2 separate regions of the Homo sapiens genome follow, and region 1 is linked to region 2. Evidence: chromatin contacts called from ENCODE Hi-C data. All regions are on one chromosome and are shown on one strand. The core of a region is the stretch at or near the end of the contact, and the rest is flanking DNA. Distances in the headings are between cores, read along the strand shown.

What was found. A loop is a pair of places that touch in the nucleus more often than their neighbours do. Pooled maps may share reads with other maps.
Region 1: a pooled map shows a loop between it and region 2 (5-fold over the local background). The contact joins the promoter of SAAL1 here to the enhancer-like site in region 2. A Hi-C loop is called at or near these places in 6 of 50 pooled maps.

Annotation. Positions count from the first base shown.
Region 1 is chr11:18,104,725-18,111,640 of GRCh38, forward strand. SAAL1 (serum amyloid A like 1) reads right to left here and starts at 1,358. Exons shown (of 12, transcript NM_138421.3): 1 at 1,183-1,358. The coding sequence starts at 1,317. It also overlaps the pseudogene HIGD1AP5. RefSeq lists enhancers at 1,104-1,363, 1,514-1,563.
Region 2 is chr11:18,611,852-18,618,154 of GRCh38, forward strand. It overlaps SPTY2D1 (SPT2 chromatin protein domain containing 1), which reads right to left. Exons shown (of 6, transcript NM_194285.3): 2 at 5,024-5,138; 3 at 2,712-4,247; 4 at 463-637. Among named protein-coding and RNA genes, the nearest start is that of MISFA, 15 kb to the left of the region's middle. RefSeq lists an enhancer at 3,762-4,961. Within about 2 kb of position 4,325, at least 2 of the 41 ENCODE cell types and tissues checked have a DNase peak (open chromatin) inside an H3K27ac peak, as active enhancers do.

The sequences.
Region 1 (6,916 bases), core at 108-2,607, 510 kb before region 2:
GTTTGGGGATGGTGAACAGTTCAGAGTTGATGGAACACAGTGTATCATGAGAAGATGAGGCTGGAAAATGTACAAACAGCCCTGGATTCCAAACTTCAAGAAACATGCATTTTTCTCCCAGGCAAAAAGAACTAAGAGCAGTATCATGAATAGCCCTGTCTTTAAAGAAGATTATTCTGGCAGCTGTGTAGAAAATTGACTGGAGAGGATAGACAATAGGAGGAGAGGAACCAATTAGGGAAACATGGGGGGAAGAAAACACATTTACTGACAGCCTCCTATAAGCCAAACACCATGCTAAGCACTCTGTTGCCATTATAATCTCACTTAACCTACACAATAACCTTATATATAATATAAATATTATAATCCCATTTTATAGAAATTAAGGGACAAATAGAGGTTCTGAGCCGTTAGGTGACCTGCAGCTAGTGGGTAAGGAAGCTGCGTTTTTTGTTTTTTTGAGACAGGGTCTTACTCCGTCCCCCAGCCTGGAGTGCAGAAGCTGGATCATAGCTCACTGCAGCCTCCAACTTCAGGCTCAAGCGATCCTCCAGCCTCAGCCTCCTGAGTCGCTGGGACTACAGGCGTGCACCGTCACGACCGGCTTTTTTTTTTTTTTTTTTTTAAGTTTGTAGAAACCAGGTCTATGTTGCCCAGGCTGGTCTCAAACTCCTGGCTCAAGCGATCCTTCCGCCTCGGCCTCCCAAAGTGTTGGGATTACAGAGGTGAGCCACCGCGCCTGGTCAGAAGCCACGTTTTTAATATAAAAGTTGTATAACCCTAAAGTCACCATTTATTCTATTACAACGATAGTCCATGAAATACATAAATTAAGGACCTGGGCTTCAGAAATGACAGTGGGGATGGGGAGCAAAACCCGAGGAATGCAGTTACACGATCATGTATTTTTGGAGAACTTGGGAAAGCAAAATAGAACGGCAAGTATTTCAGCATCCCTACCATTATACTTCCCTTTGTGTCGAGAGACCCCGAGGGGGCCCAGATAGTTTTGGGGTCCGCAGCGGCCGGCGAAACGCAAGGAGCAAGGTCCCGCAGCGCACGCCTGGGGAGGGGTCTTTGTGGGGATGGCGGCTCCCGGGGCAGGAGGATTCGCCAGAGGCGGAGCCCCGGTGCCTGGGGGATGTAGGGACACCCCACGCGTGGCGCGAGTTTCCACACCTGGATGAGTCCGCTGAGGACGCCGAAGAGCCAGTGTTTGCTGTAGACCGTGCTCCCTATGCAGTCTCCACCGGCCACCTCCTCCTCCTCCTCCTTGTCGCGACCCGGCGGCGGCGGCGAGGGGTTGCGGTCCATGACTTTGTCGCGTCCCGCGCTTGAAGGCCGTGCCGGAAGCTGCGGAGGAGACGACCGGCGCCCTAGTGCCAGAGCGCCCGGCGTACCCGGTGGGACTCCCCCTACAGCGCCATCTGCTGTTCGGAGCCTGGCCAGCTGCCAAGGCGGCTTGACCTCCCCCACCCCATCCTATCGAGGACCCTGGCACGAACATACTCATAATTATTTGTCACCCTCACTGAATCAGGTGTTCCATTTCTCCAGGAGCTCTTAGACTGATTGAAGAAGGAAGGGTGGGGAGCAGTGAGGAAGCCTCAGGAACAGATGTGAATCTCAAAGCTAGCGGACTTATTCTATTCGCCTTCTGATCTATGTTGCCCAGGCTGGTCTCGAACTTCTGGCTCAAGCAATCCTTCTGCCTCGGCCTCCCAAAGTGTTGGGATTACAAACGTGAGCCACCGCGCCTGGTCAGAAGCCACTTTTTTTATATAAAAGTTGTATAACCCTAATAATATAATCCTCTGATCTCTGGCCACTGTTGCCATTCCTAAAAATATCCGTAGGGGAAGCTGGATGGCTTGTGAGGGATTCCAGGGATCCAAAGTGATTCGAAAAACTAAAGAGGCACCATTTGTCCCCATTGGAATGGCAGGTTTTGCAGTAGTTGCTGCATACGGATTATACAAATTGAAAAGCAGGGGAAATACTAAAATATCACGTCACCTGATCCACATGCGTGTGGCAGTCCAGCTTTGTTGTAGGAGCAATGACTGTTGGTATGGGCTATTCCATGTATCCGGATTTCTATGCAAAACTTAAACCTTAGAAGAAGAGATGTTGTCTTTGTCTTGTTGGAGGAGCTTGACTCATTAATGAGTCATCTCATTATTGAAGTTACATGTTTATGTTGAACATAAATTATTTGGGTAGGTTCAGATGATACTACGGTATTTTGAATAGTCGCTTCCTTTCGTGTAGGCTTGATTTGCCTGGTGACCAAATTATTAGTGACTAGTTCACTAACTAGATCATTCCGGGGAGCCAAGTTAACACACAAGAAACACGTCACCTAAATGCGCTTGATGGTGTTAAAATGTCCAACTTCTTAAACTGTTAAGATGAAATTAATACTAAGGAAGATAGCAGGCCAATCCTGAAGTACTCCCAGTTTGCTGCAGAATCTTGCATGTTTCGAATGTTAAGAGTCCAATTTACTCCAGTTAATTTAACTTTTTTTCTGTCTGTCTTGTGGACTGGTTGGCTCTTTTAGAACTCTTTAAAAAAAAGTGCATGAAATATAACTTGTAAAGCCTCCTACAACTGACAGTATTGTGTGCGTGTGTTTAAACCGAATCTAGAAACCTTACAACAGACCTGCATAGTATTAGTATTGATTAAAGAACCACAATTGTAAACATGAGAAAACCTTAATTATGGATTTCAGTTTAGCACTTTTGTAATTGCAGAATTACATTTTTGCTGCTGTTATATTAGAAGAATTTTTCAGTGTCATCTTGAAATAGAAATGTGTATTTTAAGCACCCATGCAAAGGTAAATGAAAAACACTTCTTTCTCCATAAGAATCGTAAACATTAAACTAAAAAAATTACCTATGATGGAATTGATTTACAAGTACCCACTTTGATTTAATGGAATTAAATTTATAGATGATATAAGCTACTTCCACATGAAATTTCAAAAATATCAATATAATGACCAAACAGGAATGGAGACATGAAATTATTTATTTATTTATTTATTTTATTTATTTTGAGACGGAGTCTCGCTGTCGCCCAGGCTGGAGTGCAGTGGCGCGATCTCGGCTCACTGCAGGCTCCGCCCCTTGGGGTTCCCGTCATTCTCCTGCCTCAGCCTTCAGAGTAGCTGGGACTACAGGCTCCCGCCACCTCGCCCGGCTAATTTTTTTTTTGTATTTTTAGTAGGGACGGGGTTTCACCGTGTTAGCCAGGATGGTCTCGATCTCCTGACCTCGTGATCCGCCCGCCTCGGCCTACCAAAGTGCTGGGATTACAGGCGCGGGCCACCGCGCCCGGCCGAAATTATTTAAAATAAAATGTCCACATGAATATTTTAAATACTCAGTCATAACTATATTAGAAAACATAATGAAGGTGTCCAATGTTTGCCTAGAATTACTGTGATACTTACGTCAAAGTCAAACAAAACATAGAGATGAATCTCTAAATTTAAAGCAATTGATTTAGAAAGTAAGAATTACAATTCAGGGCATACACACAGATGAGACAGGTGGGCGTCTTCAATATATCTGAAGTACAAAGAGAAGGTTGGGGCTTTTATAAAAAGGAGAAATGTTACACGTTGTTTTGAAAGAAATTTTATTGGTTTTAGTAAGGTTTGGGGGAGCTTGCAAGCTAGGATTGGTGAGAGATGGCAGCAGGTAAAATTAGTCTTAGAGTCACAGTAGGTTGTTTCAGCAGTTGTTAGATAAAACTGGTCTCCGTTTACAAGAGGCAGTTTCAGCAGTCAGGCTTGCAGAGAGTTACCTTTTTGGAGACAGAAGGTCTCCCTGTGTTGCTCAGGCTGGTCTCCAACTCCTGATCTCAAGTGATCCTCCCACCTCAGCCTCCAAAAGTGTTAAGATTACAGGCATGAGCAACCATACCCAGCTCATTTCTTTTATTTATTTTATTTTAATTAATTAATGTATTTATTTATCTTTTGAGATGGAGTCTCGCTCTGTCGCCCAGGCTGGAGTGCAGTGGCACGATCTCGGCTCACCGCAAGCTCCGCCTCCCGGGTTCACACCATTCTCCTGCCTCAGCCTCCCGAGTAGCTGGGACTACAAGTGCCCACCACCACGCCTGGCTAATATTCTTTGTATTTTTAGTAGAGACGGGGTTTCACCATGCTGGCCAGGATGGTCTCGATCTCCTGACCTCGTGATCCACCGCCTCGGCCTCCCAACTCATTTCTTTTATCATATACACACATATAGGTTATGTTTACCAACCATCATATTGATGTGAGTCCACAATTCAATACTTGCTGGTTTATGATATATAATTTATGTTAAATTTTGACATATACTCATGGTATATTATTTGTTTTATTCTTAATAAAATAAAAATGAGTTTTAAAAAGAAGAGGCCAGGACTGGGCGCGATGGCTCATGCCTATAATCCTAGCACTTTGGGAGGCTGAGGTGGGCTGATCACTTGAGGTCAGGAGTTCAAGACCAGCCTGGAAAACATGGAGAAACCTGGTCTCTACAAAAAATATGAAAATTAGCCAGGCATGGTTGCGCACACCTGTATTCCCAGCTGGGAAGATGGCTTGAGCCTGGGAGGTGGATGTTGCAGTGAGCTGAAATCGCACCGGTGCACTCCAGCCTGGGTGACAGAGTGAGATCCTGTCTCAAAAAAAAAAAAAAAAAAGAAAGAGGCCAGTCTAAAATTCATTTGTAAGTTGTTGGCATTACTGAGATAACCTCCCAATGTCTTCTCAACTTTTATTTGAGTCTGATACTCACAGCTAGGCTCCATGAGTTTTGTTTTTTTTCTTTTCTCTTTGGATCTCAGGTGCACAGAATTGGATTAATCATAATCCTTAGTTATTACACACTCTCCAATGTCATCAGTGTGCTAATCAAACAGAATTACATTTTATAACCAGAAAGCAGGTTTTTTTTCCTTTCTTTTTTTTTGTCCCAATATCTCTCACTTTGATCCTGAACACAAGTCAATTCATGCCTTCCCTAGTTACTCAAAGGTTATTGAAAGTACTGTACAGGCCAGGTACGGTGTTCTCATGCCTGTAATCTCAGCATTTTGGGAGGCTAAGGTGGGAGGATCACTTGAGCCCAGGAGTTCAAGACCAACCTGGGCAACATAGTAAGACCCTGTCTCTACAAATGTTCTTTTTAAAATTAGCCAGGTGTGGTGGGGAGCACCTGTAGTCCCAGCTACTCAGGAGGTTGAGGTGGGAGGGTAGCTTGAGCCCAAGAAGTTGAGACTGCAGTGAGTGGTGATCATGCCACTGCACTCCAACCTGGGCAACAGAGCAAGACTCTGTCTCAAATAACAAAACAAAACAAAACAAACAGTGTTATACAGGTAGTAATTTAAAGCCACAGGTTTGATGGCATTTAGTTTATCTCAAAATGGTAACTAGAAAGTCCAGGTCCAAGTCATGATTTGAAGCTTCCAATTCATTTAAAATGAAAATTTCTCTCCCCTTTCCTAGTTAAGCCCACTATAGATGGGTACTTCAGTCTGGAGGGGGGTGATGACTTTGTTTCCTTCCCTGCTTCCTCCTCCCACAGATAGACAGCTGCTCTTTCTGACCTCTCCCCGATTAGGGGGGAAGGATTGGAAGTGAGAGGGGAGGGAAAGGAAAATTCTTACTTGACTGGTGTTTTCATAAGATGGTTTCATGTTCTTTGGGCCCAGCAGGTGTTTGAAGCTGATTCTGTGTATGTGTGTTGTGGATTCTTCACATATACCACCTCCATCGCTGGAGACGCCTCTCCACAGCTCCCTTGAATAGCGATGCAACCTCCTCCATCTTGCTGGTTTTTTCTCAGCTCCTTATTGCTCCTCACACACACAGATTTGATATGAGATTCATAGATTACTAACTAGGGTAGCTCATGGAATACATTCATAGGAGCAGTGATTACATGAACTCATATGTGCAAGCGTGTTTTATAAGTTCTAAACTCCAATGCAATTGCTAGTTACAGCAAATGGTTCAGAATGTTGACTCTAGCATCAAACTAGCAGTGCAACTTGTGTATGTTATCTAAATTGTCTGTGCCTCACGTTTCCTGAGCTCTAAAATAAGGATAATTAAAGTGTGAGGATCCAGTGGATAACAGAAGAAATCACTTAGACCAGTGCCTGGCCCTTGGTCACCGCACCATGAATAGTAACTGTCATTCTACCACCTTTATCATGATCACACATTCTTTCACTGCCATTGACTCGTTTAGATGAGCTTGAAAATCAACCAGCAGGAGTACTGCCATATTAACCACTGACTCTGACAAGGATGGAACTGGATTCTCAAGAAGGCATGAACAAAGTGCTATAGAGGCATTCATTATTACCCCAGGGTAAGGATTTAGGAGCTGACAGATCTGATTCATTGAGAAGATGACATTTTACCCTGGCACGAACCAAGGAGTAGTCAAAAAGATAAGAGAAATAGCTTTGAAAGGTATTTCTTAGTACCATGGACAGGGACTGGTTGACACTGGGTTTGGGAAATGAAGTGGGGAAAGATTCCTGGGATTATGCCTTCGTGGCAGGGAAAGAGAACACTGAGGAATCCAGATTCCTGGGGGGAAGAAAAAAGGAAAGGACATAGCTGACTGGACAGAAAGGAGGCCTGGACATAGAGGGGCCTAGAAACAGTCCACTGTAACCAGAGATACTTGGGCCAGCAAGACCCAGGAGAGAGGATCCAACTTGGGAAATAAACTATGTGGAGTGTCTGAGAACACCCCTCTCCAAGAATCCAGGATTTTCTGGGATTATGAAAGGAATAACCTCAGGCTACACAGTGAACTTGGAGATGGTCACTGCTGGGGCCAATTCATTGTAACTCCAAGTACTTTTGCTTTTTTTTTTTTTTGCA
Region 2 (6,303 bases), core at 3,075-5,574:
TATATTAAAATTTGAAAGCACAGTATATATGAAAATTATTTTATATATAATAATCTAATTTGAGCTTCATGACCATCATGAGGTGGGGAAAGACTTTAGACCAGAGGAAACTGAAGCAGTTGAGTTAACAGACTGACCAAGAACATACAGCTTGTTTTTTCAAGAGCCAATCTACTTCTACTACACTAAGCTGCTTCCATCTCACTAAATATATATCTTATAAGAATAACAATTTAAAAGGGTTATTTTTTGTTCCTCATGCAAATAACTACAGAAACTATTTTGAATTAAATATAAAATATTTAGTGCTAAAAGAGTACGTTTATTTAAATAACAATCACCCAAGGGTTCCTAATTAAGAATTGTATTCAGTGCCTCCACTATTAGTTTATTACCCCATGACATGAATTATTCAAAATAAAAAAAGGATGTCATAGTTATCTGAATCTTCTTTAGTCTTACTTTTTTCGGTCATAACCAAAGATTTCTCTAATGTGCTTGGATATTTCTTCCTGAGGCTCTCCTTCATCTTCAATAAAATCTTCCATTTCAGAGTCGTATTCATCATCATCGTCATCTTCCTCTTCATATTCTCGCTGCCTTTTGTAACCAGTAGGGAAGGGAAGCCTTTGAGGACCTAAGAAACCATTATTTATAAGAATATTACAATTTAAAATAGTTCCAATGCAGTTCTATGTAAACTGAAATTGTGAGTCATCATTAAGATGGTATCCTTTAAAACCAGAGCAAGCAGGCTGGCCCTTAGCGCAGAGCCATCATCCTTGCTGTGTCATGGTATCCAGAAGGAACAGAACTCCTGTTTTATCCCAGGGCTTACCAGAAATATCTTGTTACATTTTCTAGCTTAGTAGTGCCAATATTTCTGAATTTATAAGATCAGTAAAATTTCTTTCTTTCTTTTTTTTTTTTTTGAGACAGAGTTTCACTTGTTGCCTAGGCTGGAGTGCAATGGTGCGATCTCGGCTCACTGCAACCTCTGCCTCCCAGGTTCAAGCAATTCTCCTGCCTCAGCCTCCCGAGTAGCTGGGATTATAGGCATGTGCCACAACGCCTGGCTAATTTTGTATTTTTAGTAGAGATGGGGTTTCTCCACGTTGGTCAGGCTGGTCTCGAACTCCCGACCTCAGGTGATCTGTCTGCCTTGGCCTCCCAAAGTGCTGGGATTACAGGCGGCGCCACCGCGCCCGGCCAAAATCAGTAAAATTTCTAAAAATAAATACAATTTACAAACCTCCACAGAATCATTAACTTTTGCCAAGACACCAAAAGTAGCAACTACCATCTACTATAATCACAATTTCATTTAAAAATTTAAAGTTGAATGAAGTATGAATGACTCTCAGAATTATATTGTTCAAACTGAGTAAGTTTGACTGTAGGAAAAACTCACTACATTATCCTTATTTTTGTCATTTTACCAAAAGACTGATAAAAACTTTGCAAAAGACAGGCATTGATCAACAGCCCAGGATCTGGGAACAACTACTTTCTAGTTTTTGATTACAGACACTTCTTTTGTTCTTCTACGGTTGTTTTTAATATGCATGGCTTGTCTCCCTAGCTTAGTTTCTCAACCTTAGCTCAATGACATTTCGGACCAGATAATTCTTTGCTGTCAGGGGGCTATCCCATGCATTGTTTGTCAGCAGCATCCCTGTCCTCTATTCAGTAGATGCCAGTGGCATCCCCCATCCCCAGTTGTGACGATTGCCAAAAGTCCCCTGGAGGGCAAAATTGCCCTTGTTAAGAATCAATGGTCTAGTTGAACTAGGAAATTTAAAACAAGTAATTCAATCATTGGTTCCTTTTTATATTCTCCGTGGAGCCTAACAAGTGCTTTAATAAATCTCTATTAGCATAAAGCAAGTACGACCTAGCAGCTAGCAGGTGCCACCAATGATCATATACCTTGGGACAGCAGATTCCTGAAGGATCAGTGTTTAGGATCTTGATACTAACCATTATAACAAGCAGAAACACAAGTACAATCTAAAAACAGTTCCTGGCACATAATGGGTGCCCAAGAAATATCTGCTGAATAAGCTTCCGATTATACCCTGATCCTTGAAGACAGGTCTCTTTAGTCCTCAGGAAAAAGTAGATTAATTCATCCATTGCAGCATACATATGTAAGTCACGTACATTCACCCTGAATGTTCACAAATCACAAAGCTAAGTTTATCACACTTAGGGACATTTCAAGGGTGAACACAGAGATCCTAGACAAGTCTCTTTCTAAAGACCTTTCCAAGCCATTAAAGGAACTCTCAGCAGGGAATAGTGACTCATGACTATAATCCCAGTATTTTGGGAAGCTGAGGAAGGCGGATCTCTGAGCCCCGGAGTTAGAAACTAGTATAGGCAACATACTGAAACCCCATCTCTATAAAAAATAAAAAGTTAGCCAGGCATGGTGGCACACGCCTATAGTCCCAGCTACCTGGGAAGCTAAGGTGGGAGAACTGCTTGAGCCTGTGATTGTGCCTGGGCAACAGAGCAAGACCCTGTCTCAAAAACAAAAAAACAAGGAACTCTCAACCACAAGGCAGATAAAACATCACGATTCTATCAACACTACAGCACATTAAAGGACAGCACATGAGGGGTTCAAAGGGTCCCTGATAATATAAAAACTCTTTCCAATTTCCTAATGACAAATATATACTCTTTCGGGTGAGGGGAAATTTTACCTTGGGCAGCTCTGTAGCCAGATAGGGGAGGCTTCATTCCATTCATCTGTCCATTGCTGGACCGGCTAATGATATTCTTGGAAGAAATTGTTTCGGAGACAACAGTGCACTTAGGCTTTATAGTGGGACCTGAGCTACTAACTGTTTGCCCAGGTCCCAAGCTGCTCACTGGTCTTCCTGGGACTGAATTACTGACAGTCCGTCCAGCTGGAATTGAGCCACTTATGGATCTCCCAGGGCCACTGACAGACCGCCCCGGGGGGCCCAAGCCACTCACTGGTCGTCGAAGTTCATGTGGACTGCTCACAGGCCGGCCAGGGCCACGAGAGCTGCCCAAGGGTCTTGCAGAACTAACTGAACCACTGATGGGTCGCCCAGGGCCACCTGAGCTGCTTGCAGGTTGTCCAGGGCCACATGTACCACTGACTGTCCGCCTAGAGGGATTTGAGTCATTGGTTGGCTTCTTGGACCCACTGATTGATCGCTCAGGTCCTGAGCTGGAGCTGCCATTCTGGCGCCTAGGCACAGGGCCAGAACTAACTGTGGGTCGAGCAACCCCTGTGCTGGGCTGCCCAGGGGCTGAGCTAGAGCTGCTGCCTGGCTGCCTGACACCTGGACTCTTAGCCTTATTGTGTGGGGTGACCATGGGCCCAGGCCTGGAATGGCTAGGATGGGACAGAGATTTTTTGGCTTTGTGCTCAACAGCAGATTTCTGAGTCCTGCTAGCAGAAGTCTTTGGGACACTTGGTGAAGAGGTGCTGGAATGAGGCTTTCCAGCTCCATTAAAAACAGGTTTGTCGTGGCCCTCACGAAGTGAGGGTTGGGAGCTATTGCCAGATCCTGCCTTGATCCTCTCTCCTGGCATGGATTTGGATGAAGACAAAGCGAGGTGTTTCTCATTGGCCATGCTGGGTCTTGATTTCTTCTCAGCATGAGGAAGGGGCATTCCTTTGGAAGAAGGATGCCTGTCTCCAGAACCTTTGCTAAGTTTTGTGCCCACACTTTCTTTCTGAGAGGGTGCCTTTTTGGACACAGTTGGAGGTAGTTTTCCATCTGTCTCAAGTTTTTTTCTCCTATGCTTTCGTTCAAGGAATTCTCGCTCCCTAAGTTCTTCTGCGGTCATAGGTCGCTCTTCTGATTTCTTCACTACCTTGATTTCCACTGGTTCAAACTGCTTTTTCTCAGCCAGCCTGAGTAAATCAGTGAAGTTCATGGGTGGTGGGGCACTTTTAAGGGGGACCTTTGGTTTGCTTTCAACTTTGGGAGGTTCTTGCTCTTCCTCATACTCCTGCTCTGACTCTGCGTGATTGTACTCGAGGAATTCATTCTCTTCTTCCATTTCATACTCTCGGTCGGTTCCTTGGCTGGTATGGCTTTCTGTTGCCTGCCTCTTCTTTGACTTTTCCTCAATAGGAATCCCATTGTAACCATGGAAATTATCCTTTGTCCTCTTGGCCATAGCTCTTGCTTTCTTGTCATGTTTGAGCTCAATTCGCTTTTTCACTAGTTCCTCTTTTCTCCTTTTCTCCTCTAAGGCTAAAAGGGACAAAACAAGAATATGTTATTACTTCGAGATCTCAAGATTGCAGTATGCTCAAGTGAAAACACAACGTTCAGGTTACAGTTTGAAGACATCTAGGAATCAAATGAGGAAGTCATGTGAACAAGTATCAATTGAGTCATCTTTACATAATGAGTGGGAGACATATGGGTTTTTCTATATGACTAAGCAAGTGGGAGACTTGGTTTTCAGCTTTAAATATACAAAATACTTCAAACCAAATACATTACCAAGTTAAGAGAACATTAGTATCCACTTAGTAGTTGTTATTAATTATGATTCAATGAATACTTAAACATATTGAATCAGTTTCTTTGTATTTGCATGAAGTAGAACTATTCGAAATAAAGACTTTAAAACTTATCTCTATTTTAGCCTTTTAGATAGCATTCTGTTAATAAAAATTAAAATACAAAATGGGTAGAAACACTTTCAGAACCAAGATTAAAGAAAGAATGGAGTTCTTACTGGGGACTTACTATGGCCAATTAGAAGACATGGCTACTAACCCCCAAAAAGCTGTTACTTCAAGGGGAGAAAAAAAGAAAACGTTTATACAAATGATCGAGGTAACATATGTAAAGCCATGAATACAGTCAGTTAACCTGGACACACACACACACACACACACACACACACCCTCCCAAATCTGTTGGCCTGTTATGTTTTTATAGACAGCCACTGGTTTAGTACAAGCTAGATGGTGAAGATGGAATACTTTAAAATTGAGAATAAGGCTATAGATACATACCTTTTCGTCTCAGCTCCTCTTCTTTCCTTTTAAGAAAAGCTTGTACAGCTGCTGATTGGACACCTTTAACTTTTGGGTCTTTTTTTGGAGGCCCCACTGCCAAACTATACCTTTTCTAAAAACAAAAACAGTAAAAGTTAGAAGCAATTCAACTTTTAAAATACATTATTAGGTATAAGGCACTGTGCCAGGTAATAAGAGGTATAAATGTTAACTGTGAAACCTATTCTGAATAATTGAGAGATCATATAACCCATAATAAAGCTTAGCTATAAAATTTCAGACTATTTATTACGTATGGTGATTTTGGGGTACAAAGTTTCCATGTAACATCCCAAAATAATGCATAAATGAACAATTCACAGAAACACTGTTTTCAGGCTATTTTCCAAAAAAGAACCTGGACTGGGTAACTAAATGAAATCACCACTTAGAAGAATCGATTATTTGTGTTTTAAAATTCTGATTTAGGCTGGGCTCAGGGTCTCATGCCTGTAATCTCAGCACTTTGGGAGGCGGAGGCGGGCGAATCATGAGATCTGGAGTTCGAGATCAGCCTGGCCAACATGGTGAAACCCCATTCCTACTAAAAACACAAAAAATTAGCTGGGCGTAGTGGCGGGTGCCTGTAATCCCAGCTACTCAGGAGGCTGAGGCAGAAGAATTGCTTGAACCCGGGAGGCAGAGGTTGCAGTGAGCCGAGATTGTGCCACTGCACTGTAGCCCGGGCGACAAAGTAAGACTCCGTCTCAAAAAAAAAAAAAAAAAAAAAAAAATCTGATTTAGGCCAGGTGCGGTGGCTCACGCCTATAATCCCAACACTTTGGGCGGCTGAGGTGGGAGGATTACCTGTGGTCAGGAGTTAGCAACCAGCCTGGCCAACATAGTGAAACTCCGTCTCTACTAAAAATACAAAAATTAGCCGGGCATGGTGGCGCACATCCGTAATCCCAGCTGCTTAGGAGGCTGAGGCAGGAGAATGGCTTGAACCCAGGAGGCAGAGGTTGCAGTGAGCCGAGATTGCGCCACTGCACTCCAGGCTGGACAACAGAGCAAAACTCCGTCTCAATCCATCAATCTATAAGTAAGTAAGTAAGTAAGTAAATGTATAAAATTCTGAGTTTAAAAATAGCCTGCCTTAGAAAGAAGCATTTCAAAGTCCAACTTTTCAAACGAACAGAAAAAACTACTCCTCACAACTATTTTCTCTCCTGACTACTCCAGATGATTTCCTAGTAGAGACTCATAGCTACATGTTTTATTTTGCTTAGAACACGGAA